Linked DNA regions of Mus musculus: region 1 is linked to region 2. A link is a loop called in an ENCODE intact Hi-C map of the cell type or tissue named here. Cell type or tissue: left cerebral cortex. All regions are shown on one strand. Links, peaks and the distances in the headings refer to the core of each region. The heading gives the core; the rest is flanking DNA. Region 1 overlaps Rala (v-ral simian leukemia viral oncogene A (ras related)). Region 2 overlaps Yae1d1 (Yae1 domain containing 1).

Region 1 (15,676 bases), core at 4,478-6,977, 95 kb after region 2:
TATTTAAAGTCATCTAGAGTGGGATTCTAAATTTGATAAAAAGTATATATGTGTAATGTGTTTCGTATGTATGGTATTTCTAGATTGAAAATGCACTAATTTCAAGGTGTAAACAGCCTAGAAGTAAGACTTCAACCCAGTCTTTTTGCAGATAAAACAGCTGACCAGTAATCTAAAATGAAAATTGGTACAGCTTTTACTATTTGGCGAAAACATGTAAAGAGTAGTGACTTCTAAATAAGATTTTGTTAAAAGTAAAAATAATTTTAAAAACGGATGTGTTTGTGTGTGTGTGTTTTGTAGTTTGTAGAGGACTATGAACCTACCAAAGCGGACAGCTACAGGAAGAAGGTAGTCCTGGACGGGGAAGAAGTGCAGATCGACATCTTAGATACAGCGGGGCAGGAGGACTATGCTGCAATTAGAGACAACTACTTCCGAAGTGGGGAGGGATTCCTCTGTGTCTTCTCTATCACAGAGATGGAGTCCTTCGCAGCTACCGCGGACTTCAGGTATGGCTGAGCCTAATCTCATGTAAACACACAACAGTTCTTCCCAGAAACAGGTGGATAACTGAAGTTTCTTGCTCGTTAATCGTTACTGTCTTGAATAGTGTCTTTCCACTTCAATATCAGTGTGTGATTCTGGCCGCTGTAGATATACACATATATATTCATTCAGGGCTTACAGTTGTCCAGGTGCTGGCTACGTTGTAGTTTCAAGTGCCCAGAGAACCTTTATGCCTTACTAAAGTGTTTCAAAGTAACATGTCTACTGGTGTGGTGGGATAGGGACCACAGTGATGCTCCACATCTTCTCTGCAATGGTCAGTTTCTCAGCACTTGTGTCATCCTCTTTATTATATAGGTGCCTAGAGTTTTTAAAATACAATAATCTTATCAACTAAATTTATAAAGTGAATCACTGTAGATTAGCATATTTGACTTTGTTCTACAGTATACACTGTGTACCTAATTGGAGTTTGACATAGGTTTGGTTTAGAGGAGATGACATCACTGTCTGTCTGAGAGCTATCGGCGTGAACCGTCTCTGAAGCAATCTTGAAAGTACTCAGTTCATCATACAAGTTGCTCTTTACTTACAGAGTTTTGTATCTGTGATTGGAGTTCTATCATGCAAGGCACAGGAGAAGCATGTGTTATACTCTACAGAATCCTGAATACATCCTCTAATCAGGGTTTGCAGCCTAGTTGTATATATAAGGCATGATACAAAACCCCTTTACATGGAGGGTAAAGTAGGAAGAGATCATGATAGAAGATCCAGAAAGGGAAGGAAGGCATTCAGAGAACATTATAAAAAAGATGACCCTGGGAGAAAAGACGATATTTAAGTGTTGGAACACTTATATACTTGAAACTCGAGAGCTCTTAAAGAATCTTAGAGAGCAGTCTTCCCCCACGCACCCCAAACAAAGGCATGTGGTTGAGAAAATGCACAAGATAAACTGATCTATAAGATCAAATCTGTTGGTTTCTGTAGAAGAATTTCATATGTGATACTGCATAGTGGATGACGGATCCACTTGGAATCAGTGAGACGTGGAAAATTATATAAGTGCTAATACATGCTCTTTCATTCTTCCAGAAGATACCAAAGAGTTTATTATGAAGCAGGCATTGCTGTTGATAATGGAATAGGATTTTTTTTTTTCCATAGCTATGGTTGACTGGGAAGTCAGGGTAATTCGTTGCTTCTCTGTGTACTTCCAGTGCAGTTTCCTTCCCATAAAGAAGAGCAGCCCCAGTGACTCATCAGCACCAAGAAAGTCAGTTTGAAACAGTCTGACTGGTAACAGACGCCACTCTCCATGATTCAACCTGAAAGTTAGCACCAGAGCTGTCCCTAAATACGTCCAGCCTTCACCCTTCCTGCTCATCTGTCACCAAGGCAGGCCATTGCTTCCCATCTCCTTAAATGTGCTTGCGACACTAGTATCACACTTACCATACCACACTTTTTTAAATGTGTGTGGGAGTTTTGCCTGCTTGTATGTCTATGCACTGCGGGAGCCAGAAGAGGGTAGTAGATTCCCTAAAGCGGAAGTTCCAGTTTTTAGCTACCAAGTGTATGGGAATAGAAGCCTGCCCCTCTGGAATAACAGCAAGTGCTCTGACCCTCTGAGCCATCTCTCCAGCTCCACACTTATCCAGCCTTTTTACTGAACTTACACATTTTTTTTTCTTACCAGGAAAAAGTCTTTCTCAAGAACCCATTTCTTTCTTTCTCACACGTACCGTTTATAATCATATAACAGTGTAACATGTGGCTGATTGACACTGGATTTGAGAACTGTGAACTTTTTACCCATTTCTTTCTCCCATGCATGGTTTATAATCATATAACAGTGTAACACGTGGCTGATCGACACTGGATTTGAGAACTGGGAACTGTTTGGACCTACCTTTCCTTACTTCAGAAATAAAATTGGGCCAAGTTTTAAAGGGATTGTCATATTTTAAAATTTCTATAGTAATGTCTGAACTTGAACTGGACTAACATGTAACAGTAAGCCTGGCAGTAGGGTAGCACATGGGCATCTGTGCTGCAGAGTAAATGTGCGGCCTGAAACCATGAGACTCTGCCTCTCAAAAGAGATTTTGTTTTTACCAGCCCTGGTAACAAACTGTGATGGGCCAAAATTCTGCACATGTTTGTGTTGCTATAACTCAGCATCTCTTAACAATTTCAAAGGTATAGCATGTCTATGATAGCTAGGTACTCTAAGGTATTTATTTTGTTTCTTATTTTAAATGTTTAATTCTATCTCTTTGTCTATTTATTTATTTAGCGTATGGACATACGCTGCAGGACACATTGTGGGAATCCATGCTCTTCTAGCATATGGGTCCCAGAGAATGAGCTCAGGTGGTCTGCCTTGGCCACAGACGCCTCTGCCAGCTGAGCCATTCAGCCAGCCCATGTGTCATCATTTCGAAAGTGAAAAGGCCAAACGTGTTTTCAGATACCTGTAACTCAAGTTCTCTGTGATACTGAGGCAGAAGGGTCACAAGTTCAAAGCCAGGCCACACTGGCAACTTACTGAGACTTCTCTCAAGAATGAAAGGAATTGGGGCTGGAAAGATGGCCAGTGGTTAAGAGCACTGACCGTTCTCCCAAAGGTCCTGAGTTCAAATCCCAGCAACCACATGGTGGCTCACAACCATCTGTAATGAGATCTAACACCCTCTTCTGGGATGTCTGAAGACAACTACAGTGTACTTATATATAATGATAAATCTTTAAAAAAAAAAAGAATGAAAGGAATTGAGGACATAGCTCAGTAGAGTCACTCTTTTTTTTAATAAATTAGATTTTATTAGTGTTAATTTTTTCTTTTTTTCTTAATTTTTTTATTATTTAAATGCATTTATACATCAAACATATTAATAATATTGAGTATTTTGAGAATCAAATAATATATAAAAATTATTTTCAACTTTTATATTTATATCCTTTCACACCCTAAAAATATCACTACTGAATATTTAATCCTGTCTATAACTGAGGATCATATATCTAATGTTGAATACTAAATTGTTTCAAAACATACAAAATATTCTTTGGGAATTAAGCAAAGTAAAAGAGCATAAAATATTAAAAATGAATCATTAAGAAATATATTCAAAATCCTTATATGATACCACATGACATAGTGTGAGAGTATTTAAAACACATTATATAGCGCTTTCATAGTGTGCGCAAAGCCTGGGATTCAATCTTATGACCTTAAAATAAATACACAAGCTAGCTAGGCATCTTGCTCCAGTAATAAGGCGCCTGTGACTCATTCTATACTTGACTGTGTACCACACGCAGTTATAAGCACAGCAACAGTGTGAGTATCGATCGCATTGTCAGTCCACCTTACATATGAGGAAGCTGAGGCAAAGAAGCACCTTGCTCAGAATCACATGGCTAGGAAGAGCAGAGTCATAGTACTTTACAATCCGTGATACCTTGTAACACATGACATCTTTGTATTCAAGAGCTATCTATGGAAATCTCTGTCTGTGTGGGACCTTTGGAGTGTAATTAGAGTAGTGCTATCTATCTCTGAAAGCTTCTTCCACAATATCAGTTTAATTAAGAGAAAAACTGAGAGACTCAGTCATGTTCCTCTAATCTTTCAAGCTCCTCATCACATCAGGATAGTCTGAGAGTCCACACAGCCTGTTGGAATGTCGGGAAGCTAAGTGCTGAAGGAGCGCTTGGAGCAGAAAAAAAAAAAAGATGCTGTGCACGAATGCTTGTGTCAGGACATTTGCCTAGTGTCCCACACCGAAAAGAAAACACTAAAATAAATACAAATAGCAGGATATGAGTTTGGATCTGGATTGTAAGTGGTAGGTGAGGGTAGGTGAGTTGCTGATGCACAAAATGTGCTCACACTTACAGCAGCAACCAGGGAAAGCCATGGCTCCTGCCCTGGAGCCCGTCCTCACGGCTTTTCTGCTACTGCCATGCTGGCGTTTCCTACTTTGCTGTAGTTTTCTATCCTTAGTTAAGGGAATATATATCTAAATTAATTGTTGGCAGGTAACAGATGAACTTGGTACTATCTAGAAACATGCTTGTAAATAAATTCTGATTGCAGATGGCTAGTTGTTATTCTGAGGGGTTTGTTTGTTTACTTGTTTTGGTTTTAGATTTATTTTATATGTATGAGTCTTTTTGGCCTGCATGTAACTATGTGCACCGTAAGTGTGCCTAGTCCCCACAGGAATCAGAAGAGGGCATCAGATCCCTTGGAGCTGGTATTAGGAATGCTTGTGAACCATCATGTGAGCACTGGAAACTGAACCTGGATCCTCCGGAGGCAAGAGTGACACATGCTCTTGACTGCTGAGCCATTGCTCCAGTCCCTATTATGTGATGTTTAATGTACAGACATTGTGTTAATACTTTCTTGCTTGCTTTTACTTATCTAGGGAGCAGATTTTAAGAGTAAAAGAAGATGAGAATGTTCCATTTCTCCTGGTTGGTAACAAGTCAGATCTAGAAGATAAAAGGCAGGTTTCTGTAGAAGAGGCAAAAAACAGAGCTGACCAGTGGAACGTTAACTATGTGGAGACGTCTGCTAAAACGCGCGCCAACGTTGACAAGGTAAATTGTTCTCATTGTTACTGTGCCATGTATCTAAAGGCCCTGTTACCCTACTTTAATCTAGACTCCAGGATCCAAACTATAATTTAGTACAGTGATTTCATTTGTTTGTTTGTTTGTTTGTTTGTTGTTTTTAGTTTGCTTTTATTTATTGAGGGTGGGAGGGAGCCGTAGCACACTTGTAGAAGTCAGAGGACAGTCTCTTTTCTCCTCCCACCATGGATTAAACTCAAGTCCTTGGGCTTGTGGCAAGCACCTTTACCCACAGAGCCATTTCACCAGCTCTGACAGACTGAGTGTATCATCTGTAAATGTTTAAGTAAGACAGTAGAAATTCACCTTGTCTTGGGCCTTCTCAGATATAAGAACTACAGACAAGCGTACTTTTTTAAGTCATCAGAAGTCCTCATCCCACTCACTGCCTTCATTTTTCATGGCATTGTATAGTGTAAAAGCAGCTCTAGATCCTACCGTGCCAGCACTGTGTGTGCTCTGACTGATGCCTGCCTAGTGTTATGTAAGGCCTCTGAAGGGAGGGTGCCTTCTGGATGGAACCCTTTCCAGGATTAGGGGAGATTATCTTCAGGGCTGAGATGGCTCTGGTGCTTGGAGACTCCCAGTGGGGTTCTCTCTAGAGGCGCCCCTTAAACCCAGTGTGCACCCAGTTGTCCTGAATCCTAACAGGCACACAGCCTTAAGGCTCACCACTAAGGATTTTGCTTCATTTGTTCTAGAATCGGAATATGCATTTCTAGAAAGCTTACATTGCTCTGGGTGGCAGTGAGCTTTTGTAGTTCAGTCTGCTTATACTTAGAGGTCCATAATACTGAGTCAGGAAGCATGAGGTTGGTCAGCCATAGTAGAGGCAGGCAGCTGTCTGTGAGGTCAAAGCCAGCCTAGACTACATAGTCGCAATGAGAATATGTCTTAAGAAGAAACACATGCACACAAGAAAAGAAAAAATTTGAGGCAGAAAGCATCATGAGATAAAGAAAAAAAATCAGAGGTTCTTTCTGTTCATTTATAACAGATATTATGGCTGTGTTGTCATGATTAAGGTTTTTAGTAAGGTGGTCAGACTTAGTACTTGGACACAGCGAGTCCTACAGTTTTTCTCTTCCGTATACTGTGCTGGTTTTCTGTAAGATTATATTAAATATTTGTAAAGTTCTTATAAAATGTATTTTAATATTCAATATGAGGGAGTTTTCAAAGCATAGGCTTATCTGTCTTCCTAATTGTCCTAAGACACTTGTGAACACACTAAAAGTGACTGAGAAGAAGGGGAGAGGGGCAGAGAGGCAAACAGAGGCAGTGCACAGAGATGAGCCATGCTGTCACAGCCGTGTCTAGTCAGCTGACCTCAGAAGAAGCCAGTTGGGATCAGAGCACTCACAGGATAGCGAGAAGACAGCCAGCAGTCCAGCAAGAGTGCAGCCCAAATGCATTACCAGAAAAAAGGGGACATGGCCTTAAACTTAAAAAGGACTTTGTCTTACTTATAAAAACAAATGTACTGTTTAAAAAATATAATGTCATATTTTTTAGCCTGTCTCGTTAGGAAAAAAATGAAAGTATATTATTGGCAAGAAATGTACAAAAAGCCTCATATTTATAGAAGGGCAATGTGGTCATTATCTCTCAAAAGTGTGACCCAGCACTTCAGATTCTAAAAGTGTATGTTGTCCTAGTGTGGACAGGGAAAGTAGCACAAATCCCATTCCTAACCAAAAAGCTATTTGTAATTGAGTGGCTAGGAAAGAAAAATGCAGTTTTCCCCAGTGTGCCATCACTGCTGTGCTAACCTACACCCAGGTCAGGTCCTGGGCTCAGGAGCAGTTGGCCAGCACAAGAGCGGCTCAGTAGGTTTCTCTGTGCTCTCTGTTTTGTTTTTGTGCTTTTCATACTATTTTGTCTTTGGGGGTGGTTTGTTTGTTTGATTTTTTTTTTCAGAGAGAAAGAATAAAGTTGGGTTGGCAGGGAGGTGGGAAAGACTGGGAGGAGTTTCAGGAGAAAAAGATTATGATCAGAATATTATGTGAAAAAAATTAAAGTCCATTAATTCAAAAGTATTAAAATAAAAATTAAAATGTATTTTCTGGAAAATTATAATACACATATAAATATATTTACAACGGTAGTAATTGAAACAGAATTTATAGATGCGAAAGACCAAAGCTACGTGTGTCCAATGACAGACTTGTTTTAAGTCACAATGAGTCCTTATACTGAACCCCACTACTGAAAGGAAAAATTGCATTTAACCACTGAGCCATCTCTCCCCTGGCACCCACAGGTTTCCTACTACAAACAGTACTTCACCAAACTTTCTGAGGTTATTAGAAAAAGATTCTTCTTTATCTGAGGTGACAAAGTACCCACCACAGCAGTGTGCTTTATAAGACAGTTTTCTTAGTCTTTACCAGCCCAACTAAGACAGCCCTAAAAACTTGCAAGAGGGCTGGTGAGATGGCTCAGTGTTACTCTTCCGAAGGAACTGAGTTCAAATCCCAGTAACCACATGGTGGCTCACAACCATCCGTAATGAGATCTGACGACCTCTTCTAGTATGTGTGAAGTTAGCTACACACCAGATATAATAATAATAATAATAATAATAATAATAAATTTTTTTTAAAATTGCCAGAACATGGTGAACCCTGATTACCGATGAGACTGCATGTGCTTTGATTGACTGATTGATTGACCCAGTCATCTGCCCATCTGAAGTCTTTCTGCCCATCTGCCTAATGGCTTACATACCTTTTGATTTGTGTCTACTTTAGAATAATAACATTAATCTTCTGTCCACTTCATTTGCTGTCATTATTGTCTCCTAGTCTGTTACATGTCTTCATGTGGCATACTTTATCTTTCACCATGGGAAAAATAGATTATACTGTCAGATTTTGATTATTCTATTTTGTGATTTCTGAATTGTGTAGCTTTCTTAGAGCTTACAACCATTCTAAGCTACATGTATACACACATATACACACAAATTACTTTCTTTGTGTATTATTTTTTATAATAGTTTCTTGGTTCTCTTGACAATTTAATAGTCTCAAGTGTGAACTCAGGGCCACTAAATACTTAAAACTAGAAATACTGGTGAGGGCAGTTTTTATTTTTTAGCCACAGATATTTTAAGTCAAGCGTAAACCTGTGAGTTTGTTTTGTCTGTCTTTATTTTTATTTATGTGAAAAGGTATTTTCTCTGGTCATTAGTGTGGAATTAGAAAGCCAAATTTCATAGGCATTGGGTTGCCCTAAAATGAGAAAAGAGGGTGGAGCCAGGAGAACAAGATAGATAGCCTGGGAGGTGGTTCTGCTATAGGGGGAGTGTTTACCGTCTCCGGGGGTGGGGGGTGGGGAGGGGGGTGTCTGTCTTCCTCTTCCTTGGTTAATGTTTGTTTCAGTTGGCGCTTGAAACAGGACTTAATTCATCAAGTTAGCTGATGCCAACTTGAAATGTTTCCTGCCATGTTTTCTAGTTTGGGTGACTTCTGAAAGTCATTGACTTGTTGGAAAGTTAAGCCTTCTATGTCCTTTTCCTAGTGTACTATATATGTCTGATACAGTGCTGATACAGAGACCAGTACTGGAAGACTCTCACTGGCCAGAAAGGGGGCTTCCTGCTAGAGCTAGTCCCATCTGAATTGGAAGCAGGGGCTTCCAAAATCCCTGGGAGAATTTGAATCCCAACATTGTGGTCTATGGCATTGTGGTATTTCAGCCTTGTATGCTCTCCAGTCCAGAATTTACCTTTTAAACATCCATTCCCTTGTCTATTGAGGCACTAGCATTTTATAGCTTCCTCACTTTCTCACCTAACTGTTACATTTATTGCTCCAGCTCAAAAAATCAGCTATTACCCAAGAATCCCATTTGATGGATTGTTAGTCGGCAGCCTCAACCTGAGAATATTTGCTCATTACCTTCTGGTTATTACCTCTTTGTGGCTTTTCATTGAACAGTGCCAGGAAATCGTTTCTAAAAATAGAAGAAAAGCTCATGAATTCACGCTGTTATTACCCATTCAGATTTTCTATCACAGATCCTTACCTCTTTGAGGTAACACTCATCCTGGAAAGCCTGGCTTCCAGCAGACATTTGTATTGTCCTCCAGTGTGTGAGTCACTTTCACAGCGTGATTCTTGAGACTTGTTTGGCTTTGTTTTTGTTGTTGCTGAGGTTCTGTATGTGTATGTGAGTTCCTGTGCACGCACACACACGTGTGTGTGTGTGTGTGTATGTGTGTGCGTGTGTGTGTGTGTATGTGTGTGCGTGTGTGTGTGTGTGTGTGTGTGTGTGTGTGTGTGTACGTACATGTTGGTATGAGTGTGTGGTATGTTTTTGTATGTGTATGTAGATATAGGTGTGTGTGTGTGTGTGTGTGTGTGTGTGTGTGTGTGTGTGACTCAGAATCACAGGTAGAGTTTCTTGCATGCTAGGCATGATGGTCCTACTTGTTTGAGTTTTATTTTTATCTTTAACACCTAAGGTGAATTTTCCATATACTGTGTTCTAAAGACCCCTGAAATAATTTTTTTCTCTACATGATCATATCATCAACTAGGAATTTAGTCATTGTTTCCAGTTTCAAATTTTAATGAATTTTTGTGTTTTATTTATGGTTTTAGTGGACAAAATTGTAATTTTCCCAGGTGGAAATGTCATTCAGAGGTGCTCGACAGTTCTGATGTCCTCCGTTGCTCTTGAAAATAGTGTTCCTGCTAGTCTAGTTAGTGTCTGGTTCATCCTTTGATAGCTTTATCTTTACAAGTCCAAGCAGATGCACACGCACTCCCTCCATACAAGTACCTTCTCCATACATCTGCACCTGGCAGTTCTCCAGTTAGTTTCCATTGAGAGCTAAAGGCATAATAAGAAAAGCATGTCAGACACTATAGTCTTTGTCACTTGTGCTGTATATATGAGCACACATATTTCTTGTTTGTTTCTAGTCTTATTGAAGGTAGAAGGTTTTATAGTTTAGTTTTTAATTCCATAAGTAGTAATTGAGTTTCTTGAGAAGCTTGGCCAGGTGGTTGGTGAGTTCAGGGTAGGCAGCAAGACTCTAAGGACCAAACAGAATGTAGAACTGTGGACTGTGAGAGCTACCCTCCCTCTTACACTTAGCTTATTATGTAGAACTGTGGACTGTGAGAGCTACCCTCCCTCTCACACTTACCTTATTATATTTTTCTAGGTCTTTCTTTGTTAGAGAACAGATTTGTAGTTGAAATTTAATACCTCAGTTATTTCACTAGCAATTTTTAGTTTCCATGTTAATTTTTTCATTATAAACATAATCATCACCAAATATAAGTTAGCAAAATAGATTTATTGATCACAGAATGCTCATTACATGGTCTGGAGAGATGGCTCAGCTGTGAAAACCACTGGCTGCTCTTGCAGAGGACCCAGGTACAGCGCCCAGCACTCATGACAGCTCACAACTGTCTACAACATCAGTTCCAGGGGATCCAGTGCCTCTGGCCACATCAGGCACAGGGCACACCATTGGTACACAAACATGGGGTACACTGGCACACATACATACATGTATTTAGGCAAAACACTCATACACATAAAATAAAAATAAGTAGCCTTTCAAAAGTATTTTATGTAATCCTTTGAGTCTTATCTTGGGCTCTGCCATTACTATATAGCACTATTTTCATTTGAATCTTGAAAATTACAATAAATAGGTGGGGTTCGTTGTACAATTTACCATGAGGTGTATGTCATTCAGAAAAGCTGCTATTTTCTCAAGTCTCAACTTCCTTGTGTGCTGTCCTCTGCCTGCATTCAGCAGCAAGCCCACCGAGGGACAGCAGCTCTGTGACTGAGCGTTTGCCATCCTGTGCTGGGCCCAGGCTCCCACCTGGGGAAGAGCGGATTCTTAGACAGGATTCTTTGATCCCCAGGGTTTGCTGCTGAGATACAATCATGAATTCATGCCGTTGCTGGTTTTATTTACTCTACTTTCTTATTTCTAGGTATTTTTTGATTTAATGAGGGAAATACGAGCCAGAAAGATGGAAGACAGCAAAGAAAAAAATGGAAAAAAGAAGAGGAAAAGTTTAGCCAAGAGAATCAGAGAAAGATGCTGCATTTTATAATCAAAGCCCAAACTCCTTTCTTATCCTGACCTGACCATACTAATAAATATAATTTATAAGCATTGCCATTGGAGGCTCAATTGACTGAAATTACTTTAACATTTTGGAAATTGTTATGTATCACTAAAAGCATGAATTGGAACTGCACTGGAAGTCAAATTCACTTAAAAAAGAAATTGTGTGGCTTCACCAAGAAGCAGAGTTCAACTTATTTCATAATTGCCTACATTTATCACAGTCCTGAATGTAGCGTGTAAGCTTGGTTTTTTTTTGGGGGGGGGGCAGTCTTTCTCAAACTGTTAATCAAGAGGTAAGATGGGGGCGGGGAAGAAATGACCATTTCCTCTGGTGTTTATTATAAAGCTTAAATTTTATATTATTTTAAAATGTCTTGGTCTTCTACTGCCTTGAAAAATGACAATTGTGAACACGATAGTTAACTGTACTACTTTTTAAGCTGTTGTTATGCAAATCTTGAAGAAGTTACTGGCATGGTTGTTGCATATAGTAAAACTGAGAGTAATTCACCTGTGAATCTGCATATTAATTACCTGATGATTAACTTAGAAAAGAGATGGGAACTTATTATACATGGACATTTTTGAATATGCCTTAATTTAGAAACTGAAAAATAATCCAGTGACATCATTCTGGGTGTGTTCTCACTAGCTCGCGGGGCCACTTGCTGCCCATGTGACGAATAACAGAAGATCTTATCTTGCCAGGCCGTGGAGAGCTACAAGAAAGATTCCTGAGAAATGTCCAACTGCTAGGAGTCTGACCAAATTACAGATGTGTGCCATACTCTGGTTCTTAGAGTTCCAGAGCTCCTTCATTGGTTTTAATAAACTCTAAGGTAGTTAAAGATGAAGGGCCAGCATATATTTATATGATAAGTTTAGATTATGAGCGTGAGTACCAATTAAGTTTGAATGAATGCCCCTTTTATGTAGAGTGCTGGTCCCCAGTCATTGCTGTCTGCAAGTGATGCGCATTTAAGTGTTTAATCTCCTGGGAGCAGGGCACAGGGAAGACTATGAGGAGAGCTAATGTGGTCTGTACAAGGACACTGGAGGAAGTATGTTTGCTACCTGTAAGTTCTAAATGTGTACTCCTGAGGTTACAGTTTGGGTGTTAGGAGAAGTCTTTGTAGTCTCTTTATGTTCATAATGAATACTGTATCAATATTTCCTAACATGAAGCAGTCAAACATGTATGGCACATACTGACCAGACGTCAGTCTGTGATGTTTCCGCTGCAAGAATTCAAGCATGCTGTTAGGAATGTAATTTCAATGGGAAGTAAACCACTATTAGGTTTTTTTTCTTTTCCTCTGTGGGGCTAAGACACTTGATTAAACAGTTTTTCTTGTTGCACAGTCCTAATTTCATAAGGTCAAGGAGACACTCAGGCATTCCAGGAAACAAATGTGTACATGATGTTACCAGAAACAGGCATTCAGGAACTCTACTGTCTAGATACTACATTCAGCTTACCATAAATATTTGTCCTTGAAGGGTTTGATTTAATATTTTCACAGACTAGGCCATGTGCAAAATTAGAGTTCCCTGTGTAACCCCAGCCAGCAGGCCCAGCATGGCTGCGTGCACTCATTGCAGTCTTGTTGAACCAGGGTCCTAACCACTAACATTGCAATTTGCTTTGAGACCTTCCCTGTCCTGGGTACTAGGTGCTATGAAGCCAGCTGACAGAAGCATCACATGTCTTGGGCTGATGCCGCTACCCGGTTCATTTATTTGCAATTTGAGCCATTTAAAGACCAATAAAATTCCTTTTCTATAAATGTCTGTGGTGTTCATTGATGTTTACAGCGTGATAGTCTTACTTTACCACCTGAGTATCTTGAGCAGAGGTTTACAAACAGCTGAATCTTGAGCCATATGTTTGGAGACCTTGGTGTTAGGGCAGATTTCAGGGTGGTGTTGGTGTTCAAGTTTAAGTCACTGCTGGGCATGGGAGGCTGCTGTGACAGCTGCTGGCAGATGGGCTCTGTGCTGTCATAGAGTTCTGTCATCTTCACCTTCGGATGCTTTGAACAGATGGCAGAGTTTGTATTTGTTTCCTAGTCAGGACATTCCAAAGGCAAGTTTGCTCTGAAGGTGGATAGGAGTGGCCACCTGTTACCTTTCACGTTGGATATCTTCTGGTAAGCCGTGGTCATTAACTGTGGAACAGACATTGAGTCAAAGAGCACATTGTTCCAAATGAAGTTCATCTAAATACCTTAACTCACGAGCAGTTGATGGAAGGAGTACATCTATATTTGAGCCAGAAAAATTCAACTAAACACCAGGAAACCGTGCTGAGTGCTATGAACCTGCTGGTTAGGGTGAATTCTAGGCTAAATCAGAATGTCTTGTCACAGTCATTATAACTTCAGTTGCCTTGGTGAACCTGAACGGTGAACCATCAGATCAGTCTCTGAAATTCCCATGGGAATTCAATTGCAAGGCTCTTTTTGCAGATTCCTTCAGGAGTCAAGAACATGTCAGTAGACCTCTTCAGTGCATGTCTTCAGTTTGCCATAGTATTTTTTGGTCTGCCAATTCTGTCTGTTGCTAGGAACATGCCAGTGAAGGGAAAAACAGGTTACCGGTGATTGCTACTAAGGAAAATGCCTACCCAGCATGTACAAGGAGAGGATGTGAAGCTAGAAGAGCTGAGATTAAACATAGTTCTCATTAGTCTTATTTCTAATCCATTTAATAGTAGCAAACATGACACACCCTTCAGGTAAAATACTAACCTTATAGATTTAACTTAACCTGCTGAAATAGATGTCTTTGTTAGTCTTTATTTTGCACATGAGAAAGCTGGGGCATAGAAAGTGATGGTCTTAAACATTTGATTCTCCCGCCTCACAAGTGCTGGGATTGTAAGCATGTGCCAAGTTTATTTGCTGTTGGGGATCAAATCTAAGAACTCAAGCATTCTTGTCAACTGAGCCCCCAGGCTCCTAGTACATAACTCTTTACTACTTCATTAGGAAAGACACAGAGTAGAGCTGAGAATATATATAAAATAACTCATTTAAAGTCTGTTAAAGTGGGAATCATCTGAGATTTCCCAGCATTCAAGGGGTGTCTTTAGAAGGCTAGCAGATGTTGCTGTGTAAACAGAAAAGCTCCTGCTTGCATCCTGTTTCCCCAGTCAGGGAAACCCCCTGCCTAGAGTCAGACCTTGTGTTTCCTCCCATGCCCATTTCAGTAAGGAAGCTTCACAGAGCCTTCATCCCACAGTAATTTAACTGCAAAATATTCCCTAGTCCTAAACACCAGTAGCTCAGCAGGCAGCTGTTGCAGGTAATGTTGGCAGAGTGGAGAAATAGGTAAGGGGGCATCTTTCTAGGCATAAGAAAGGAAGTAAGGGGGTTTTGTTGTTTTTGATTTGTTTTTTTGGGGGTGTTAGTTTTTTAACAAAATGGGGTTTCTCTGTATTACAGTCCTGGCTGTCCTGGAACTCACCAGGCTAGGCTTGAACTCAGAGATCCACCTGCCTCTGCCTCTTGAGTACTGGGATTAAAGGTATGCATCACCTTTAACCAGCTGGATGTTTTGTTTTGTTTGTGGTGCTGGGAATCAGACTCAGGACCTCTTCATGCATGCAAAGCAAGCACCTTACCTACTGAGCTGTATCCCCAAAATTTAAGAGAAGCCTCAATCCATCGTAATCTACATACATAATGTGTTAGAAGGACAATACTGCTTTTTCAGAAGCCCCAAGGCAAAACAACATCTAAAGTACTTGCTTCACCCCTCAGGACAAAGTGTTTGAACCAGCCAATAAGAGTGAAAGTTGAACTGAAAGCAAACAGAGCTGCCATACACTAATTTCTGCAGTGCCCTTGTACCTGCTAAATTAATTCCCCCTTTAGTAAGAGTTTCTGTGTGACACCAGTTAACATTGGTTAAACCGTGAAATAACTGGAATCTATTTTATCTGGCATGTCGGATTAAAAAAAAAAAAAAAGTAAAGGAACTAGAAAACTCATTGAAGGATCCAGAGACTCAAGTTTCTCACTTCAGTGGGCTTAGCACTGAGAGGCCTCTCAGAAAGAAATAAACTGCAGAGACCAGGTGGCCTTCATTGGCTAGAGAGGCCAGACTGGGCCCTTCATCTTCCTTCTACCCAGTTCTAGTAACTCACAACAACCAGAAGTGAACTGTACTTGCCTAGAGTTCTCAGAGCACTAGGTTCACTCCTCAGCATGGTCAGAAAGGTCATTCCAATGACTGATGTCCGGATGGTGGTGTATGAAGACCCTGGAAGGAAGGATAGATAGAGATGCAACCACTTGTAGCCAGTTGGTTTCTAAGACTGAGAAAATGGTTTCCAAGCCAAGGAAGTATGGGGGAGGAGTGGAGAGGATGGTTAGTAGGTACAGAGGTGTAGTTAGGAGG
Region 2 (15,676 bases), core at 6,857-9,356:
TCTTCCGAAGGTCTGAAGTTCAAATCCCAGCAACCACATAGTGGCTCACAACCATCTCTAACAAGATCTGACTCCCTCTTCTGGAGTGTCTGAAGACAGCTACAGTGTACTTACATATAATAAATAAATCTTTTTTTAAAGAAAAAAGTGTTTTTCGTGCTGTTGGGTGCATGGCTCTTCAGAATGTAAAGTACTGCTTTCAGAAGGTTTTCTAGGAGTTGTTGGTTAATTCCTCCATTTCACTAGGTGTCCCAGCTGCTTTTCTCTTGTTGCCATTTGGCAGAGCACTGATCACTCAGGAGGGGTTTTCTGCTAATAAAGAACGCTGTTTTACCTGCACACGTGATAGAGGACAGATGGTGGGTCTTTCAGCTGGAAGTCCACGGGGGAAAACCGTAATTACTGAGAGAAAGAGGTCTTGCTTGTTTGAGCCCTGAACTTTAAATACCTGTAGGATACCATAGCAATAATGGCAGAAAATAGAGCCACAAAGTCAGGTCCAATGGTGACAAAGAGTTGGGCCAGCCTCTTTGATGGGGATAGTTTTTAGACTGTCCTTATAGAGAAACAAACTGCTGCAAAGAATCACATTTAAAGAAAAAGAAAAAAATTGTTTTAAATTTTGTTGAGACTTTTAGAAAATTAAGGAGACTATATAATTGAGAAGAGGAGGTAATTCGCCAAGCATTCATTTTCGATTCGTGTTTATGACCTTAGGAAGCCCAGTGTTCCCACCCATTGACCCTTTACTTCTACAGTATTTTCAGAGGGTTGTAGCTCAGGGTAGAGTGTGCCCAGCATTCCCACAGCCCTGGGTTCAGTACCAACCCAAAGGAAAAAAGAACCATGATTTTTTTATTATATGAAAAATGAGGGAGGAAGGTTGGTCTACTAGAAAATAATTAAACAAAAATAAATATATTAGGAGTCGAATTCTTAACACTTTTCAAGAATATTAAAGCTCTGTTGGTGATTGTAATTTGTGACAAAGTTTATAATGACTGATTAGAAGCTATTTGCTATCCATAAGAAAGTGGGGCTGGTGCTATAGGTCAGGGTTAGGATGCTTGCCTGATTACCTGATGCCTTAGGCTAAATATTAAGTAGTGCCGAGAAATAAAAACATTGACTTGAGGTCACACTGATAAAATGTTCAGTAGCCGAGGATGAAGTCTCTAAAATACTTCTGATAATGTTTTGTCTTTAATAATTTAGCAAGTCTAGGAGTTCTATTTTAAAAGGAAAGAAAAATAAGAAACTTTTTTTGGTCTTTCTATAAGTAATATCTTACTGTACAGAAGTTACGTGGCCAGAAAAATGTAAAAATAAAAAATTGATGGGGCTGGAGAGATAGCTCAGCAGTTAAAAGCACTGACTTCTCTTCCAGAGGTCCTGAGTTCAACTAATTCCCAGCAACCACATGATAACATACATAAAATAAATAAATCTTTAAAAAAAAAAAAGATACAGTACTATGAAGGGATATTATTTATGGACAGTATATAATATTAAGTCTTCCTAATTAAAATACACTGTGTTTAAACTTCAGTGTTATTTACATCATTACTTAATGTTGACTTGCATTATCGATGAAGTATTTCTGCATGGTGTTGTGTAGAAGAAAGACATGTAGTATTTAGTATCCTAAACGCCTGCCACTAATTTGTTTCCTGTTTAACTCTTGTTCATATTTCCATTCAGTGCTTTGCTTTCCTGGTGTCACCTTCATGGTAATAGTTCGACTCTGATCAGTAAGATAAGTAACCTCCTGGACACAGTTGACCAGTGTGAAGAGTGTGTGCTCAGACGTCTGAAATCGGTTACATCACAGCCACGAGTTACGGATTTATTGGACGCCATTGAGGATATGGACCTTTGTCACGTAGTTCCGTCAGACCAAGCGAAAGGTGACAGTAACGCTGAGATTAACACCGATTCTGACAGTCCAAATGGGATGGGTTGTTCACATCCAGAACATTGTAGACCAAAAGAGCATGCACATTTGGAAAAACCAAGCCTCTCTTGGATTCTGGAGCAGACATCCAGTTTAGTGAAACAGCTGGGAGTACCGGCAGACATATTACAGCACCTGAGACAACTATAAAATTACCTCCCCATTTCTAGTGGAAGTAATGCTCAGTTATTACTTAGAGCATTGTGTTCTGGATAAGGTAACGCTGATTGAACGAACACTTCCCCTGTAGTTACCCTTTGTGGACGGAATTGTTAAGGGTCTTCAGTATTAACACTAGTAAATGGAATGACATTGGTAAATTGTTTAGTTTTAGATACACTCAGAAATCCTTGTCATTTTCAAATTTCTAATCAAAATCAATCATTTTTAGACTAGCAAAAGCCAAGCATTTTAGAACAAGGAAAATAAAATCTAATGCTGCTTTCTGCTTTTGTTGGAATCAGGGCCTCTTCACCAGCAAGCAAGCCAGAGTTGCCAGAAGTAACCTGAAAGCTAGCATAAATAAGGAGAAGCAGATCTATAGATAGCTATACATTAAAGTCAAGAGACTGTAGAAACTGACACAATATTTATATTATTGAATGAATAATAAAAAGCAAAGTACTAAAACTGACCTATTTATGTATTTATGATTAAAGATGTTCAATTTCATGAAAAAAATTGAAAAAAAAAAACAGTTTGTGCTAAACTGTAAAGAAATGAAACTACTTAGCATTCTAGGTAATGAGGACTTGGCCACATTTTCTCAAACTGTAACAAACTATTTCTGTCTGAACTGCAATTTTACTTGTTATTTACATTGGGATTTTTAAAAAGGGCAAAAAACAGTACTGCTTTGACAGGAACGAAATGCATAATCTAGCATAGACAGACTCACAGTCAGATTTTTGTTCCATGACCCAGGATCGGGAAAGGAGTTTTTCATCACTTTTCCCCACCTGAAGTTAATATACAACGCCTGACTGAGAGCCATCCAGGTAATTACCCCTTACTGACAGCTTCGGTTGCTGTCTAACCAGTATTTAGCTGTGCTGAAAGATGCATTCCTGAGAGACTGGCTGGAGGACCTTGTAAAGGCCCCTGGTTTCAGTCCCTGCTTAAAACGCACAGAACATTAAGAGATTGTGTCAGCAGAATTTGAAATAGTGTTGTAGATATACTAATTCATGCTTCAAGTATCAAAGTAACATTTGATGGCTGGGTTTTTATTTTAAAACCTCGTGGTACTAGGGATTGAACCTAGGACCTTTTGAACAATTCCCATATTGAAATGTCAAACCCACAGAATATTAAAGTCTTTCAAGTGTCAGTGTTGCTCTACATTGTATTTTCTATAGACATAACCATCTCTAACAGTGATAGCCACTCTTAAGATTTGAATGTAATCTTGAGATTTTTGTCTAGATATAACCTGATAAGATTCTCTAAATGGAAAATCCCTTGCCATCATTACTTGCGTAAAGTATCATTACACTAAAAGTCACAGAAGATGAAGTTGGGTATTAGCTGTGAGAGCTAGAGGGGTGGCTCAGTAGCTAAAAGCATCTGCTGCACACCTACTATCCACTTCAAAATTAAATGTGGTCCCAAGCATACATTAACCCCAGGGGCTTGGGGGACCTGGAAGATTGCAGGCACTTGCTGGCTTGCCCCAGGGAGAGTTTGTAAGATGCTGAGTGACCCTGCCCCCGAGTTATTTCTGATTGGTAAATAAAGAGGCCTGCTGAGTGGAAGAGACATAAGTGGGGTTTAGGTTTCATGGACTTGGTGTCAGAGGAGAACCATGAGGGGAAGAAGAGTACAAAAAGTGTGGTCCTTAGAGCTAGCCAATTGAAGTTTAAAATAGCCCAAATAAAACCTCATACATAATAACTCAGGGTTATCAATAAATAAATTTTAACAACATAGAGGATAGACAACTGCTCAGCTTTTATACTGTTTAAGTCTTATAAATATCTAAAAAATAAATGGTCTAAGGCAAGATAAATTCCTGGAGACATAGTTTCTACAACACAGAGGTTGCTAGGGGGACCTCTGATGCCCTCTATCTTCTGTGTGTGCAAGCAAAGACATATACCCATACACCACACACAAAAGGCTGTTGGCTTAGGGGGAGAAACTCTCTTGCTTTTTCAAAAAGTTCTAGAGTAGTTCAACCAGAAACAGTAAAGGAGAATCTACTTGACTGTTGCCTTTTGCTTTGCTTTCTATGCTGGGAGGCAGCCAGGTCTCATGAAGAGGCCCTAGGTGAATGTAGATGGGAAGGCAAGGGTGCCCTGCAGCTGTGACCAGAGTGTCATGGCCTGAGATTGCATCTGAAGTAAGTTACTTATGGCACTGACACATCTAGATCTTTTTAAGCAAATATGGAAGGGGGGCTTTCCTGACACTTAAGTCATTAGAACTACTAAGGCCACCAAATTATGATTTGCAGAGTAAGTAGCCAGCTGAATTAATCTACAAGCATCTTTATTTGCAGCCATGCACCACTTGCTGGGGATAGATTTTGAGAAATGTAACCCCGGGGAGTTCCATTAAACAAATATAAAAATATATAAAGTGTTTATGATGTCACAAAGAGATGGGGCCTTATGGGACCATATTATATCTCATTTTTGGCCAAAACATAACTAGGTGGCACAATGACTATCTGCCAAAGTGCTTGCTAACTGCTTTCATGGTAAACCCAGATAAAGACCAAATTGTGATTCTCACCCTATTCACAGTAAGGTTTTTATTGCTTTGTGCTCTAGTCTAAGACCTAGGGGAAATAGTTACATGTGTGTGTGTGTCTTTAACTTAATTTTTTTAAATTATTCCCAAGTTTGGCCAGTAGATGAAATAAACATATGCTGTTCATAAACTACCAGTCAAGACTTTGCTGTCTAGAAATCTCAAATCCCCATTGTGAAGATGCCACACCCTCATAGATGTCTTTTGTGACTACCAGACTTACAGAGTTGGATGATCTTGCCTCAAGTGCTTGCTGTCCACTCACCCTCTTCACACTGCCTCTTCCTAAGGTCACTGTTAGGCAAGGTCACAGCTGCCCCATCGCCGAAATGTTGTCAGACTGGCCACTTGCCTGTTCACAAAGTTAGCCACCCCTTCCCACCCCTACGCTTGCTTGCCTTTATTTTTGTCCTAGTTACTACTGTTCTTTATCATTCTGCCAATGCTCCGCTTTTTGCCCGTTTCTTAAATTTCTGGAGGTTTCATTCTTGGACCCTTTTGGTGTTTTGACTCTAATCAGATGATCTCCCCTCCCATAGTAACCACTGTACTAAGCTAGCAGTTCAGCTTCCATCTTTATCCCAGGCTCTAGAGCTAAACTTACACCTGCCAATTTCTCAAGTCTATTTCAGTGGTTTAACACAGCATGTCTAAGCAGACAGCCTATTCTTTCTACTCTTTCCTGACTCTTTGCAGTTTGTGTTTTGACTCTTAATGGCATCTGGACTCATCCAAAACTAGAAATCGTTAAATCTTCACTGGATTGTTTGTTTGTTTGTACTCTAGATCCAATTGAGTATTTTTATATCTTCAAAATGTTTTGAACTTGTCCTTTCATTCAAATAGACTTTTTTTTTAATTTGGTTGTTTTTTGTTTTCTGCATTCTTGTTCTTTGTTTTGTTTTGTCTCCCTGTTCCTGGATATGTTCCTGGATGGCCTCTGTGGCCTAGGCTAGCCTTGAACTCATGATCATTCAGTCTCTAACTTCCAAATGCCAGGATTCAGGCCTTACACCTGGCTTCATCAGCTAGTGAGTACACTTCACGCTAGCCTAGCCCTACTTCTGTCTTTTGTTGGACTTGTCTTTGCCTTCCTGAGATGTTTATAGACAGAACCTTATCTGGTTCCGTTTTTATTCAGGGTTAAATGCCCAGCACTTAGCATCCTATTCTGTACAGAGATACACAGATTCCTGCATAAGAGGAGAAAGTATGAGTGAATCTTTTAGCCTAACTGAAAATATGACTAGGGGTGTGGGATTCCAGAATACCTGTTTAGGATGTTGCTGCGTCTGGAGAAATGGCTCAGCAGTGAAGAGTACTGCTTGCTCTTCCCAGGGCCCAGTGTCAGTTCCAAGTATTCTCATGACAGTTCACAACAATCTGTAACTCCACTTACAGAGACTTTGATGCCCACATCTGGACTCCATAGGCAATGCATGCACCTGCTACACAGACACATCCATAACTTTTTAAAACTAATTTTCTTTTTCCATGTTAATGATAAAAATCCACATATCTGAAAATTTTCACCATCTATACCAGGATAAGTAGTAACATCAAGCAACAGCATTTAAGCATTGGTAAAATCCTTAAAAATTATACTGAGCTCAGACTGTAGCTCAGTAGTTGAGCGTTTGCCTAGCATATGTAAGGCCCGAGGTTTAATTCACTGTAACACCCAAAAGTTGTACTAATAAATAATATTATCATACTATAATGTAAATTTAAAACATAAAAATGTATTTAATAGTTTCAGGTATTAAAATACAGAAAGAAACTACACAGAACTAGATAGAAACAGGTTAATAAATGCTTAGCCTTCAGCAGGGTTCCTTGTATATGGTTTTACTAGCAGCAGTTGTCAGTAAAAGTCATAGTGAATACAGTGTCAGTATGCACAGGCCTTATTCTGAAAGCTTTTTTTTTTTAGATTAATTTATTTAGTCCATCTTAAAACTCTGTCAGAGAGAGATACATTAGCCAATGCTAGAGACAAGGAAACTAAGCTAAGGGACAGGCTGAGCAATTTAACCCAAACTCATAGCTCTGAAATGTGAAAGAAGTCTGGCCCCAGAGTTTGTGCTCTTGATAGATGCTCACTAATTACATGGTAGCAGTGTCAGTGTTTAATAGTGGAGCTAGGAGCTCTCTCTGTTCCCCTTGTTTTCTTCTGTCTACATTTCCTAAGTCTTCCCAGAGAGCAGTTGTACTGGGTTCTCAAGGGGAACGGCCCTGATATGATAAATTTGTCATTAAAGGATTCATTGTATCCGATTATACAGGCCAGCGATCACTTCTACATGTTGGAGAGGCTGAGAAACTGGTAGCTGCTCACCCTTAAAAAGGGTGCCTCAGCAGGCCAGGTCCAGCACTGAAGACCTGGAAGATTTCCAGAGAGCTGCTGGCCTTTAACTCACATTGGAAGCTAGGGTCTGATGCTAGGCCAGGGTGTGAGTGGTAACGGCAGCAACAGAAAGCACATTGACCAACAAGAAGTGAAGGCAGGCAAGCAAGCAATGCTGGTTTTTCTTCAGACTTATTATATCTGGGGTGCCACAAGAGGGTGTCCCCTACTCTTGGGGAGTCTTCTTCCCCCCATCTAATTCTTGAGAATGCCCTCAAAGACCTGCCCAGAGGCACATCTCTTACTTGACTCTAGATCCAGTGAAGCTGACAGAATTAACCATCACACTAATTAAACACTACTACAATAAAAATATTGTTCTGATAATGTGAATGACAACCAGAAATTAAAAGGAATGAAAGCACCTCAGAAATGTGCTACACATTTAAAAGAAGAAAAAAAAAATACCATTCCCCACTTGAAGGAGAAAATCTTGACCACCTCTGAAGTGATGCAGCAAATCGTGCTTGGCATATGTAAGAACTAAATTCTCAAGGTCCGGTTGATGTCACCAATTTTTTGATAATGAGTCTTGCTTTTATATATTCTGACTCAGTTCAAAATGGGGCTGTTAGGGGCTGAAGCTGTAGCTCCATGGTTAAAAGCATTTACGTTCAATTTTTAGAATCCACATGGGTTGGCTCACAACTCCCTATAACTCTGGCTCTAAGGGATCCAGTACCCTTTTCTGGCATCTGGAAACGCCAGAGATGGCACCTGTAGAGGAAAGCAGACTACACACATACATAAGAAACAATTGTTTCTAAAAGAGGATGTTTATGCACCATGCCATACTGCTACAGCTTTTTCCAAAAATAACCAAGACTTTCAAACTCTGGAATACTCCATTTTCTTGTCCTTTGATGTGTATTTGTATACAATTCACTATCAAAGAGTAAGGCCTTTGGATTGTTTTCAAAAGGCTGTTGAGTGAGTTCACAGCCACTGGGTGGCGCTGCTTCACCCTGCTGTATCCCTTTCCTTTGCCTGTGCCCTCTCTCACAAGGAGCTAGTGATTATCCCCGACGTTGGGCTGTACAGTTGACTCATTATAAGATTAGGCATATAGCGAAGGATTAGGAGGACTGTATTTACAAACAAAAACTAGGATGTCTGCCTACTTCTAACCTGAGAATTAGCATGGGCCTGGTATCCAATTTATCCCATAGCCAGCCTATGTCAAGACACTTTCCAAAAAAGTACCTTTTATTCTCCCAAACTGAGACCTAAAAGAGCATCTAGAGCCTTCAGAAGGAGACTATGTGAAGTTATGATTTCATGTGCATGAAGAGTCTACATGCTCGGCAAGATCAAAGTTTTCAAACACATCGAAGCCATCTCTTCTCTAGCTCTGGATCCTGCTTCTCTCTCACCCACACAAACAACTTTTTATAACGTAAAGGTAGTAGTAGACAACGTTTCCACCCACTCTAGTATTTCTCAACAAATCCACAACCAGATGCAATGCTCCTCACATAAAGGACACGTCATTCAAGTAACTAAGCTACTCACTTAGGAATTGCCCGGTCAGCATTATGGACGTATGTTCCCTGATGTTTATTTTTAATCACATTGTTCTCAGCAGTCTCTTACATTTACTGGGGGTGTGGGGTGCCATGGCCTGAATGTGAAGGTCAGAGGACAACTTGCTGGAGTCAGCTTTCTTCTCTCAGCATATGTGTCTTGGAACAGGTTCTCAATCTTAGTGGCATGTGTCTTTACCAGCTGAGCCATCTTTCTAGACCCCAGTACTCTTTAGTTTTAAGCATATGATTCTGTATACATTTTTAAACAAATTTTATCAAAATTTTACAATAAAGTGAGAGACTGGTTTGACAACAGTATTGATACCTCTTGCCTTTAAAGCAAAACTATACTGATACGATATTGAAAAATACAGTTTTTGTTATTCAGAAATACTGCAAGATATTTATCGCACATCAAGATGCTAAATGATGTATTATTGGCGTGCCTATATCAGGCTCATTTGATGTCTGGAAGTTGGCACCAAGTCCATCACAAGTCACACCTTTGTCAACTAGAAGAGCATTTCTCTATTATGGAACCAGAGGGACCCTTCATAAAGTTAGCGACAGCAGGGTAGGGTGTGTGTGTTCTTTAGAGGCTCTGAGGCCTCTGTCTCTCCAAGGGGAACATGATACTTTTGGCCATGTCACAGGCCGCTTTGTCTCAAGTGTGCAACCAAGGAAAAACTCAAAGTTGGGCAAAAAACGTTGCTAATGATAGAGTGTACTGTTTGTTGTTTTTAACAAAATCTCAAACATTTGATTTTACCAATAAAGACTCAGGAGCCAGATGCTGGGGTCAAAGCTGCTAGATCAGAGAGGCACAGAACGCACCCAGCTGACCTTCCTCCTCAGCCAACAGCCCAAAAAGAAAGAAAAGTTCTCTATACCTTCTCCAAAAACCCTCAAGCTGAATGCCCCACCCGCTACTTCCTGTATGTCTCTCTATCCTAAGTCCTGACTCCCTCTTCCTATGGTTTTCTCCCATAGTTTTCCCTGTCAATTGGTTACTTGATCTACTCTTGATCTATCCTATTTACAGTAAGCAGAAAGCTCTTGGAGAACTGAGCCATACCACAACCAGAAACAGGTTTTTCCAATAAATAGCACAATCTTGGGGTTCACAGTTCAAATATCCTGCAACAGTGTGCATTTGTGGCAAGAATGACTAGAGAAGGGGTCTGCAACCCTATAGGTGGAACAACAATATGAACTAACCAGTACCCCCAGAGCTTGTGTCTCTAGCTGCATATGTAGCAGAAGGTGACCTAGTCGGCCATCATTGGAAAGAGGCCCCTTGGTCTTGCAAACTTTATATGCCCCAGTACAGGGGAATGCCAGGGCCAAGAAGTGGGAGTGTGTGGGTAGGGGAGAAGGGGGGGGGCAGGGAGGGTATAGAGGACTTTTGGGATAGCATTTGAAATGTAAATGAAGAAAACATCTAATAAAAAATTTTTTAAAAAATGTAAATGAAGAAAATAAAAAATTTAAATAAAAACAAATAACATTCTAGAAATCGATGTGTTTTTTTTAATTTGGTATAAAAGGATATGTATCGATCCAGAAGTATTAATAAATACATTTGCTGAGAAATCCTGACTCTGGGAATTGGATTGAAGGGAGTAAGAGATTTGAAATATTAGTACAAATGTAATTCATTGTCATGTTCCCTATAATGGAGAAACATGAGAAACACACTAATAGATCAACAGTTTAAAAATTATTAGGCTGGAGCAGTAGGATTACAAGTTTAGGGCCAACTTAGGACAGATATGAAAAAAAAAACTGTCTCAAAAAAAGTATTGTTATAACCTACACAAGATTAAAAGGTACAAATTCACATTACAAGTTATCATTACATCAATAATAGAAACAAAAAGTTTGGGATATGTATTTAAATACAAGTCACTGTAAAATGCTGTAAAGGAACACAGATGCTTTATGCCCATTGCTTTATGTGTATTTTGTGCATAAATCTAGATAATTCTCAAATACAGTAATTCTGTATTGTTGTAGTGAGATTATAGGGCTTGGTTTATTAGAATGAATTTTAATGCACTGTGTTTATAGTAAGGAAAGAAAGGGCAGTACTATGGCTCACGCCTGTATACCAAAACTAAAGAACAGGAGACAAGAGGGCTTGAGTTCAAGGCTAGCCTAGGATGATCTGGAAGAAAAGCAAACACACTTACTTCAAAACACTGCATCAGGAAATGTTCTTGTAGAAGTGAAATATACGACTGGGAATCATGAAGTGTTTTGGTTTTTTCAATTATATCAAAATCTTAAGTTTACATCTTAGAATTTAATGGTGTTATTGTTTGGGTCATAAATGTCTCCCAAGTGTTAAAAACATTTGGACCTCAACTTTAAGAAGTTTAGAGTCCCCAAGTATGAGTCAGTCTGTTCCTTAGTTTTATGTCTACTTGACACAAAAGCAGAGTCATTTAGGAAGAAGGACTCTCAACTTAAAAATGCCTTTGTAAGAGTGGCCTGAAGGCAAGTCTGATGAGTATTTCCTGGACTAATTATTGATGTGGGAGGATCCAGCCCACTGTGGGTGTTGACACCCTGGGCAGGTGGTCCTAAGAAGCAGGTTGGGCAAGCCATGGGCAAGAGTGCCAGTTTCTACATCTAGGTTCCTGCTCTGAGTTCCTGCCTCCAATTCCCCTAATGATGGACTCTAGCCTGCAAGCCAAATTAACCCTTTCCTCCCAAAGATGCTTTTGGTCATGGTCTTTTAGCAGCAATAAAACCCTAAGACGGGCAGTATGTATTTGCCAGGCCTTTTACCATATCCCCAGTATACTTGCATTTTCACATTCACACACATTTTTAAGCTAAGTATTTCAAGACATCATCATCATAATTCGGGGTACAGAAAAAAATCAATAAAAAATTTAAATGGCCACAAGTTTGTTACTCAGTTATTGTGTATGGGGGGGGGTGGGCATCCTGAGGGAAGACTGAGTTTTGTTCCATGTGGTCTCAGCATTGAGTGACACTCAAACACTTACATAGACACAATTGTGAACATATGTGACCCAATTCTATTTAATCTGTGTATGCCAAGTGAAAAAGGTAGAAAGATTCTCTCCCCAGATGTCAGAAAGGCTTGGTAACAAATGATCAAAGGGTAAAATGGCCATGCAGACTTAAAGCAGCGCCTTTTTCTATTTCCAGGAGCTAAATAGTTGAAGAGACAATGTCTCTTATGGATTAAAATGTTTTTTCTTAATGCCACTTTAAGCCAGATTTTTTTAACTCTTTTTATTCATAACAAGACTAAATTACAATTTGTACTGCCCAAATACTTATGGATGTACACTGAAGTGTAGTAAGTAACCTACCAGGGCCTACAACCTTAAACAAAACTGATTCTTCTTCCCTTAGAAGCCATCAGTGTCAATAGCTTCTTGTCTAGGGAAATCTCTCCTCTGCCCATGTTGGAATGTTGACTGCATTGATATTTTCTCAGTATGTAAATAGGCACCAAGCGCTGCTGTATGATCACTACAAACATGAGTGTAGAGATTCTATCATGTCCAGAAGACAGTTTTGCTCTGGCCCTCCCTGGCTTCTGAGTCGTGCAATCTTTCATCCTCCTCTTCAATGCTGGTCCCTGAATTTGAGGAGAGTATGTGATACACATGTCCTGTTTGTGGTTGAGCACTCCACAGACACTTAATCAGTGTACTATGGCCAGTTCTGAGTTTCTTCATTAATTGCCCTCATGCACAGTGAAACTTCTATGATTGGGTCTGAGACTGCAGAAATCTAGAGGTGTAGAGATACTAATTTGGAGGTAGGTTGGATTACTTACCAGAAATAATAGTAGTAAATTCACTCCTGGAGTCTATGGACTCTCCAATTATGGGTTCTTGGCAAAATTTATATGCCAGGTAAATATTTCCTCATGTGGAACAGACCCTTAAATCCAATCAATAAGCAATTGGTTACTCCTGTTACATTTGTGCCACTACTGCATCCATGTGTATTTCTTGTCATCTGGGTTATTGCTGTAACTCAGAGTCACAGCTGGGTAAGCTATCGCTTTTGCTCTTGATTGCCCATCAAAACTTGATGGTAAGGTCCTATTTCTGGAGATATCGTGCTCATCGGTGGTAATGATCATGGAGTATTCTCTTTTGCTGGCAAGCTTTCATAGTACCAGATTGTGCTACGCAAGCTACTGTAGCCAGGGGCTACCACCATTGAGCATGGTTTGTTTTGGAAGTCTCCAAGATATCCATGACCAGTAAGTAACTTCAGGGAAGTTATCCCACACCAGGCACTAGGCTTTTTATCTGGCAACCTATGGTTTCTTGGAGTATTATTCCACAGAGTAACACCAATTAAATTATTCTTAATATCGTGGTGGTTAGAATATGAATTTCCTCCATAGCCTCATACATTTAAATGTTTAGTCATCCAAGAGTGGCACTATTTGAAAAGGATTAGGAAGTCTGGCCTTGTTGGAGTAAGTATGTCATTGAGGAAGGCAATGCCTTGGGGTACAGAGCTCTCCCACTGAGAATGGCTTAGGACACTGAAGAATCACCTCTGTATTACTCAGGGTCCTCTAGAGGGACAGAACTTATAGAATGTGTATATGTGTGTGTGTGTGTGTGTGTGTGTGTGTGTGTGTGTGTGTGTGTATGTGTGTGATATATATATATAGATATAGATATATAGATATACAAACTTTTGTAATTTACCAATTTTCTTTTTTTCTTTTCTTTTTTTTAAGATAATTTTAAATTCCAATTAAAACAGGCTGCCAATTTATGTATGTTGTGGGGGGGTGTTTATTGCCTAGCACTTCCAGTTATACATTGCAAAATAAAAATAAACCAATTTAGAGATCACAACTGCTCCCCAGAGGGAAACAAAAATCCAAGTTGTCTTTACTTTGGTCATCTCCCCCTTTTTTCTTAATACTTGCAGGTTGAATTAACACATTTATCAAACAGAGAACTGGCCACTGGCTAAATACTAGATCTGCTTTTCTCTAAACATTTCCCCTTTTCTTAGATTAGATATGGGAGGAGTGTCCAAAGAAAAAACTGCCAGCCAATTAACAAACCAAACAGCCAGAAGCCAAAACAAGTCAAAAGCTGAATCGAAAAAAGTCTTGAAAGCAAACAAAACAGATACCTTACACCAAATAATTTGAAAACAAACCAAAGGGAGTAAAACAGAAGACAAAGTATCCAACAAATAGGATTTTAAACAATAAGCTCTGAATGACCACAATGGATCTGTGACCAAAACTCAGTATGTCTGAACTCCAGATGCTGAAACCCCTGAGGAGACAGCATTTAATGGTTGGGACACAGGGACCTATTCTCCTGGTGTCTGGTGTAGAGACAGGTGATAACTCTAGTGAAAAGTGAATTATTCTTGAGGCTTTATGTTGGGGGCATAACTGTCAGTGAGAAAACACAGCTCTCACTTTGAGAATAAGGTAAGGTGTTCTCATGGTCTGAGAACTCAGATTCCGGTCGGGTTACCAGATAGGCCTTGGGTGCTTTCTGTCAACATTTTTAGTCTTGTGGTTGGTAAAAATCAGGGTGGTCTATTTGTACATTACATAATTTTTACCTAATATTCACAAAGATGTCAGCTCACATTCAACAGAGGGAGATAAATGGCTACTAAGGGCCTATGATGGCCCAAAATGATTTAACTATGAATTTGCAACATTGGAAATTAGTATGGAAAGCTGGGGAACATCTTCAAAACCCGGACAGTGAAAGCTGTGGTATGTGAGACTCCCACACGTGCTTTTTCTAATCTGAGAGTCCCGTCTCATGGGAGACTTCCCCCTTGATAGTCGTTATGGCTATCTACTTAGTGCTTCCTTGCTGATCGCATCACTAACTTAGTCTTATGTACAAATTAAGCCAAGACTTCCCATTTTTCCCTTGCCTCCTTCTAATTTTTTTTTGGGGGGGGGAGACTCAAACATTTACTTTTAAAATTTAGACATCGTTTAACTGAATTTCTGTTTTAAAAAAATACATTTTTGAGGGAACTAATGAAAGACGAAAAGCATAAAATGAAAGTGAAACAATGTGCAGAACTTTGTGTAGAAACTTAAATGTGTAGAAATGCAAAAAAAAAAAAAAAAACCAACAACAACAACAAAAAAAAATCCAAAATACTCTAACATGTTCAGTAGCACAAATGGCTTTTGTTATAAAATACTTTACACTGTCATTTTAGGTGGGACAATTAACTTACAAATTGATGACTTTTGAAAACTGATGGCAGTAGATAAAAATTCCTGCTATGTAACTTTCTATGCGACTATTTCAGTGGTAATATGAGTACATGTATTTTAGAATCCTAAATCTAAAATCAAAGCTACTCATTATTTGTTTTGGAAGAGCATTCTTAGACAGGTAAAGCATTGGTTCTTTCAGACTTAATATGCGATCTATGACTTCTTTCACATTATTGTGAAAACAGGGCTTCAGCGTTTAAATGTACATTCCTCTTGGCTACTGCTAAGGGAGGGCAATTTGTTTTGATCACTTACTCTGTTTCAAGCCTTTATGTTTTCCATAATTAAAGGCAATTCACTTAAGTGCCTGATATCTCCATTACCAAATAGGTTCCTGTTGCCCAGGAGGCCTATCAAAGGAACCTCCCGGGAAAGCACAGCACCCAAGCAACTGTGACCAGTCAGCTGAGCTGGAAGGGAAGCAGTATTTCAGGAAGCAACACTTAGAGGCAAGACCAAGGACAAAGTCGCTCACCACCACAGACTCACTGTGACTCACTAAAAGTCCCTCACCAACCCTTATGACTCAGACAGAGAAAACACTGAGTGAAAGATGGATGTGTTCTGATTTGTGGTTTGTGGTTGTTAAAAGCAGAAGTTCAGAGTAAAACCCAATGTGGTTTCTCTACAGTCCCATAAGCAAGGAAGTCATATATTTACATAGATCGGTGTGATTATTGATTAAAGATTTAAGTATTTTGTATATTAAATATTTACTAAGCCTCTGCATTAACACCAGGCTAACA

The links. Peaks named below come from ENCODE experiments on the same cell type or tissue, not always from the same donor. Only the 100,000 strongest peaks of a DNase experiment are listed, where the experiment ranks them.
Region 1: it touches region 2 in a loop (2.1-fold over the local background); 4 of 42 quality-filtered maps call a loop at or near these places.

What each region holds. Positions count from the first base shown.
Region 1 is chr13:17,877,958-17,893,633 of GRCm38, reverse strand. Rala (v-ral simian leukemia viral oncogene A (ras related)) reads left to right here. Exons shown (of 5, transcript NM_019491.5): 3 at 304-512; 4 at 4,953-5,127; 5 at 11,133-13,059. The coding sequence ends at 11,255. Among named protein-coding and RNA genes, the nearest start is that of Rala, 58 kb to the left of the region's middle. In left cerebral cortex, for the core only: no CTCF peak of the experiment used is centred there; a DNase peak (open chromatin) is centred at 5,603.
Region 2 is chr13:17,975,808-17,991,483 of GRCm38, reverse strand. Yae1d1 (Yae1 domain containing 1) reads left to right here. Exons shown (of 3, transcript NM_025904.3): 3 at 1,702-4,844. The coding sequence ends at 2,104. Among named protein-coding and RNA genes, the nearest start is that of Yae1d1, 9.7 kb to the left of the region's middle. In left cerebral cortex, for the core only: a CTCF peak has its summit at 8,058 (motif pointing right); a DNase peak (open chromatin) is centred at 8,067.